2 separate regions of the Mus musculus genome follow, and region 2 is linked to region 1. A link is a contact called in ENCODE POLR2A ChIA-PET data. All regions are on one chromosome and are shown on one strand. The core of a region is the stretch at or near the end of the contact, and the rest is flanking DNA. Distances in the headings are between cores, read along the strand shown.

Evidence for each region. ChIA-PET counts read pairs that join two places held with the same protein, here RNA polymerase II (POLR2A).
Region 2: POLR2A ChIA-PET joins it to region 1 with 16 read pairs in embryonic stem cell. The contact joins the promoter of Cebpd here to the promoter of Mcm4 in region 1. POLR2A ChIA-PET finds 5 or more read pairs at or near these places in 3 of 5 experiments (Patski and embryonic stem cell).

The regions. Positions count from the first base shown.
Region 1 is chr16:15,635,970-15,638,669 of GRCm38, forward strand. It overlaps Mcm4 (minichromosome maintenance complex component 4), which reads right to left and starts at 1,431. Exons shown (of 16, transcript NM_008565.3): 1 at 1,142-1,431; 2 at 652-813; 3 at 217-380; 4 at 24-125. The coding sequence starts at 1,211. It overlaps Prkdc (protein kinase, DNA activated, catalytic polypeptide), which reads left to right and starts at 1,897. Exons shown (of 86, transcript NM_011159.2): 1 at 1,897-2,073. The coding sequence starts at 1,920.
Region 2 is chr16:15,885,729-15,888,720 of GRCm38, forward strand. It overlaps Cebpd (CCAAT/enhancer binding protein (C/EBP), delta), which reads left to right and starts at 1,558. Exons shown (of 1, transcript NM_007679.4): 1 at 1,558-2,992. The coding sequence starts at 1,597. The coding sequence ends at 2,403.

The DNA of each region.
Region 1 (2,700 bases), core at 181-2,680:
AGTTTTAGTGTACATAAGCTTACCTGAAAATTCTCTTTACATGTTGCCACATTCACATCTGTTCCCCAAATCACAAGCTTTTGGCCTAGAGACTGTTCACTTGGTACGATGTCTTCTGCTGCTGCCTATTGAGAAAGCGAGGATAGAAACATGTTAATGGGATGACCTACTTTATGCTCTCAAGGTAACACCATCAGAGATCTGCTTTGTACTCACGCCATCAGACTGCAGATCCACCTGCAAACCCTTTCGTGCTGAGCCCAGATCTGGCCTCTGCCTTACAGGTGTGCCTCTCACCCCACTTCTTGGGGTTCCTTCCACTCGCGAGCTGGGAGTGCCATATGTCAATGGTGAACTAACATCAAAGTCCAAAGGAATAGCTATAAAGACAAGATATTTAGCTTTACCATGAAATCCCCATAAGCACATCAAATCCCAATTCCGGAATGCTGTTTGACAATTTAAACAGAATACTTTACTGCAATCTTTCATACCCCAATTGTAGTTCTACTATAAAGTATGCTTTCTTTGCTCACTAGGTCCTAAAATGTACCAACTCTGCTTCTCTCCTCAGGTGTTTCAGTGAAGAATCTATCAGTACACACAGAATAATAGCAACTGGTAAACCAGCAAAACCGACGGCTGACCCACCTAAAGAATGCATCTGAGGAGGGCTGGAAAACAAGGCATTCTGTGCAGGTGGGCTCTGCAGGTCGGCTCCTGGTGAGGTGGGCATTGGCAGTAGCTCTCCGGTGGAAGAATCTTCGCCTCTACGTCTCCGATTGGGTGACGACCTGCTTTCCTCACTTCGAACTTCCGTCATACAAAACAAAAAAGACGATCAACGCTCAAGCTTAGTCTTCCAGGAAGTGCCTTAGGGTAGTCATATTACTTAAACAAGAACACCCCCCCCCCAAAACCCTCAAACTGGAACAGAGGGACAAGGTGTAGGAAAAGGTGGGTCAACTGAACTGACCACGCCAGACTGCCTGGAGACGAGAGCCCAGTATGTGGGTGACAGAGGCTACTATATGCTCAAGGCCTGTCAACCACACACCAGGCTCGAAGGACTCAGGACTTTCCACAGTGCTGCGGGAAGAGACACGAGGCGGAAAGGGGGCAGATGAAGGAGGGAACTCACGGGACTGGGTTGGGGTGACTCGTCCGCGTCGGCTGCTGCGGCGGCTCGGGGTGGATGCCGGGGACGACATGGTGCTGTGGTTGCTGCGCGACAAAAGAAATCTGGCTCTCAGTTGTCCCGCTCCGGGACCTCTCGTACCTCGGATCCGGGTTAGTTGCAAACGCGCACAAAACGGCGAGTCAGGGTTCTGCGCCACCCAGGAGAACGTTCCTGGGCCCGCAGGGTGAAGCGATTCCCGCCAGCCGCTCTGTCGTCACAGCGACCGAAGACGCCTGGCCAATCAAAGAGGCAAGCGCGCGTAGCTCCGCCTCCGGAAAGCGCCGTAAGTGAACTCTGAGAAAAGGTTTCCGGCCAATCACAGCGGCAAAGGCGTGTAGCTCCGCCTCCGGAAGGCGCCACTGCAAGCCGGAGGGGGAGTTCTCGACCGCTACCTAGGAATTACAGCCTAGATTCACTTGCACGCCCCTCGCCTTGGATGGGCCAGCCTGCAGCGGGATTGCGTTTTGGCGGGAAACCCGGGGCCGGCACAACTCCCTTGTGTGTTTACATTTGCGTTGTCCCGAGTGCAAACACCAATCTGTGATATCTCCGCATGGTTAGACTGGTTCTGTCCCTTTGCATTCCGATGTGTACATGTTAAACGCTACAGATCTGCAGGCCGGTGCGCGTCTTCACCCCCCCACCCCCGCGAGAGTATAAGGGAGCAGTTCCGGCTGGGCCTTCAGGGAAGAGCTGGCTAGAGTGCTGAGACGCGCATGCGCGAAGCGGTGCCGGCGTGATGGCGGAGGAGGGAACCGGCGTACGGTGTTGGCTACTGCAGCTGCAGGAGTTCCTGTCCGCAGCAGACCGCTGCAGTGCTGCCGGGGCCAGTTACCAGCTGATTCGTAGTCTGGGGCAGGAGTGCGTGCTGAGCACTAGCTCTGCAGTGCAGGGTGGGTAAGGTCCCTAGACGCAGGGCTCAGCGTTTCTCTCCGTGGTGCGTGTAGTCAACGTCCCGTAAAGTTTATGGAATTGGTAGATGTGTATACTGCTCTCTTCCTAGTATCTGAGGAAGATGCTTTAAAACAGGTGTTGGAAAATGACCACCAAGTTTGGTAGTCATTTTTATCCAAAGTTGGATGAGAGTGCAAGATGGAAGTATTTTCTTCCAGAATAAACTCGCTTGAACTCAATAGGACCTTGACAAAAATCCTTTTTTCGTTGCACCATGTTTTCAGAATAATTGCAAAAATTAATGAAAGTCATGCAATTCTGTAGACATTTTTATTTTTTAGGTTAGGTATTTCCTATCTTGGGCTATAGCCCAAGATAGTCTGGAATTTACTATGTATGTAGAACAAGCCTTCAAATACTGGGGTTATAGATGTGAGGTACCACACGTGCCTTGCTCTTTTTAACCATTTAGTAATTGATGTGTTAAAATAGAGGCTCGAATCTGAACACAGCACACTGGGCCAAAAACAGTTCCACGTGTAAGAGGTTTGGAGGGGGTGGCAGAAAGAGAAGGCGCAGAGAGAGAGAGAGTGAGAGAGGGAGGGACATTCCCTTTATTTATATGG
Region 2 (2,992 bases), core at 308-2,807, 250 kb after region 1:
ACTTTAACAGCTCTCAAATGTCACACTATATTCATGCTTTGTTGTTCTGTCATGTTGCCTTTCTCCATTTCTGGAAAATTGAAAAGTACGCACTGGTTGGCGGGTTTCTGAATACACAGAGCTTTCAGGTGCGGCCCAATAGTGGCCACGGTAGCCTGTCCTTCTGAGACATTCTAATTGGCCCCGCTGTCTTGTAAACACAACTTTTCATAAACGTAGTGAGTGGACCCAGGTATCAAAACAAGCATGTTGTCTCACTGAAAACAGCCTCGGAATGTGGTCTCTCTGAGGGATAAACACGTGTTCTCTAATCATGCTTCTATGGCATCCAGGGCTAAGAACCACGAACGTCTCCTAGGGTTTTCCTGTGCATGCATATCACATGTGCGCTGGCTTTAACCCCAGAGGCAATTAGTTACAATAGCAACATCATATGCCATTTATAAACATCACTGATCATTATGAAATTCCAAGGCTGTGTTTACCTTTTTTTTCCAAAAAAAGCCATTAAATATTCCACAGCCCCTCATTAGGATTTTCCTCAGGAACTGAAGGTAGGAGCTAGGCTGCTCTGTGTAAATCAGCTGATGTTTGTTGTCAGAACACCTGGTGAATCGGAATGAATTAGGGGAGGGATATGAGGGACACATCTGAATTTGGACAGATGATTTTCTTGACTTTTGCTTGAGACAGGCCATCAGGCACTTGAACTCCTGGGGTTCAACTACCCACCTAGCCTATCAGGTTTGAGTAGCTGGGGTTGAAATTTCTCTTCATCTTTTCACGAATTTTGAAGAGCTGGCAACTTAACACCTCTTTGTGAGTACTGATGTAAATCTTAGCTTTCTCTCAGCAAGCCACAATTTCAGAATAATATCCCTTTTGGGTACAATTTGCAAGAAAAAGAAACAGCAAGATGCTATGCTACCACCAGGTGGCACAGCTTTAATAACCAAGAAGAAATGCCAGAGCACCCAAGATCCGCTGTCAGGTGCGGAGAAACGCACCGCGGTTAGGGTGGCCATCACTCTTCCGTTGGCTTTGTGGTCAGCGGGGAGCCCGGTTGATCTGTCCGTCTATCAGGCTCTGTTGCTGAACCTAACCTCGACGGCAGCTGGGCCTGGGCACTCCGAGAGGTGTAGCTGGAGAGGGTTCGAATTTCAGGAGGCTCCCACTGGCTGCGCTCACTCTGGACCGCCGGAGGCTGAGGCCCGGGTCCGCGAACCACGGTTCACTAGTTCTGGTCTCGTGGCGGAGGTGCCAGGACTCGAGCTGCGGAGCCTTGATCCCTGTTCCGCCTTTGCTATGTCTGAAGGCGTCCTGCTTTGCGCGTGTCGGGGCCAAATCCAGATTTTCATTTCGCTCCAGGCTTGGACGGCTAAGTAGGTCCAAACCGCACAAACAGGAAGGAGGGAAGGCAAGGAGTGCGGGCAGAGGGCGGGTCGTTCCCAGCAGCACCCCAGTCCCTCCCCGCTCCGGTCTCCGACCCACTGGGGCCGGGGCGGGGCGTGCGCGTCAGCTGGGGCTAGAAAAGGCGGCGGTCCGGCCCGGCGAGGTGACAGCCCAACTTGGACGCCAGGTCCGGCCGACGCCGCCATGAGCGCCGCGCTTTTCAGCCTGGACAGCCCGGTGCGCGGCACACCCTGGCCCACAGAACCCGCGGCCTTCTACGAGCCAGGCAGGGTGGACAAGCCCGGCCGAGGGCCCGAGCCAGGGGATCTGGGGGAGCTGGGCTCCACGACTCCTGCCATGTACGACGACGAGAGCGCCATCGACTTCAGCGCCTACATTGACTCCATGGCCGCCGTGCCCACCCTAGAGCTGTGCCACGACGAACTCTTCGCCGACCTCTTCAACAGCAACCACAAAGCGGCCGGCGCGGGCGGCCTGGAGCTGCTGCAGGGCGGCCCTACGCGACCCCCGGGTGTGGGGTCTGTCGCTAGGGGGCCGCTCAAGCGCGAACCCGACTGGGGCGACGGCGACGCGCCGGGCTCCCTGCTGCCGGCGCAAGTGGCGGTGTGCGCGCAGACAGTGGTGAGCTTGGCGGCCGCGGCTCAGCCCACTCCACCCACTTCGCCGGAGCCTCCTCGAGGCAGCCCGGGGCCGAGCCTCGCGCCCGGCACAGTCCGAGAAAAGGGCGCGGGCAAGAGGGGTCCGGACCGCGGCAGCCCGGAGTACCGGCAGCGGCGCGAGCGCAACAACATCGCTGTGCGCAAGAGCCGCGACAAGGCCAAGCGCCGCAACCAGGAGATGCAGCAGAAGCTGGTGGAGTTGTCGGCCGAGAACGAGAAGCTGCATCAGCGCGTGGAGCAGCTCACCCGGGACCTGGCTGGCCTCCGGCAGTTCTTCAAAAAACTGCCCAGCCCGCCTTTCCTGCCGCCCACCGGCGCCGACTGCCGGTAACGCGCGGCGTGGGCCTTTGAGACTCTGAACGACCTATACCTCAGACCCCGACAGCGGGGAGCAGACGCCGCCCGAATCGCTAGTTTCTTTGGGACCTGCGAGCGACAGGAAGCTGCAGCTTGGGCACTGGACTGCGAGAGAAGCTATATTAATCTTTCCCCTTAAATTATTTTTTATAATGGTAGCATTTTCTACGTCTTATTACCATTGCAGCTAAGGTACATTTGTAGAAAAGACATTTCCGACAGACTTTTGTAGATAAGAGGAAGAGACTGCGCATGCTTTTTATATTCATTTTTACAGTATTTGTAAGAATAAAGAAGCATTTAAATCGCTGCAGCTTCCTATGTTCATTCTCTCCCGCACACAACATACTGAGACTTCACCAGGGAAAAGCAAGCACCTGGGAGCCACCCGACCAGGTGCGTTGCCCACACGGGGTAAGGAGATGGACGCGTTTCCTCGCGGTCTCTATTGCCCGCGGAAGGAACACGGGAAAGCATGACTAATTCATGTGTGTGATCCCAGAGTAGGCTGACCTGGGGCGGAGAACAGTTGGCCTAACTTTTAGGTGGTTGCCGAAGGGTGA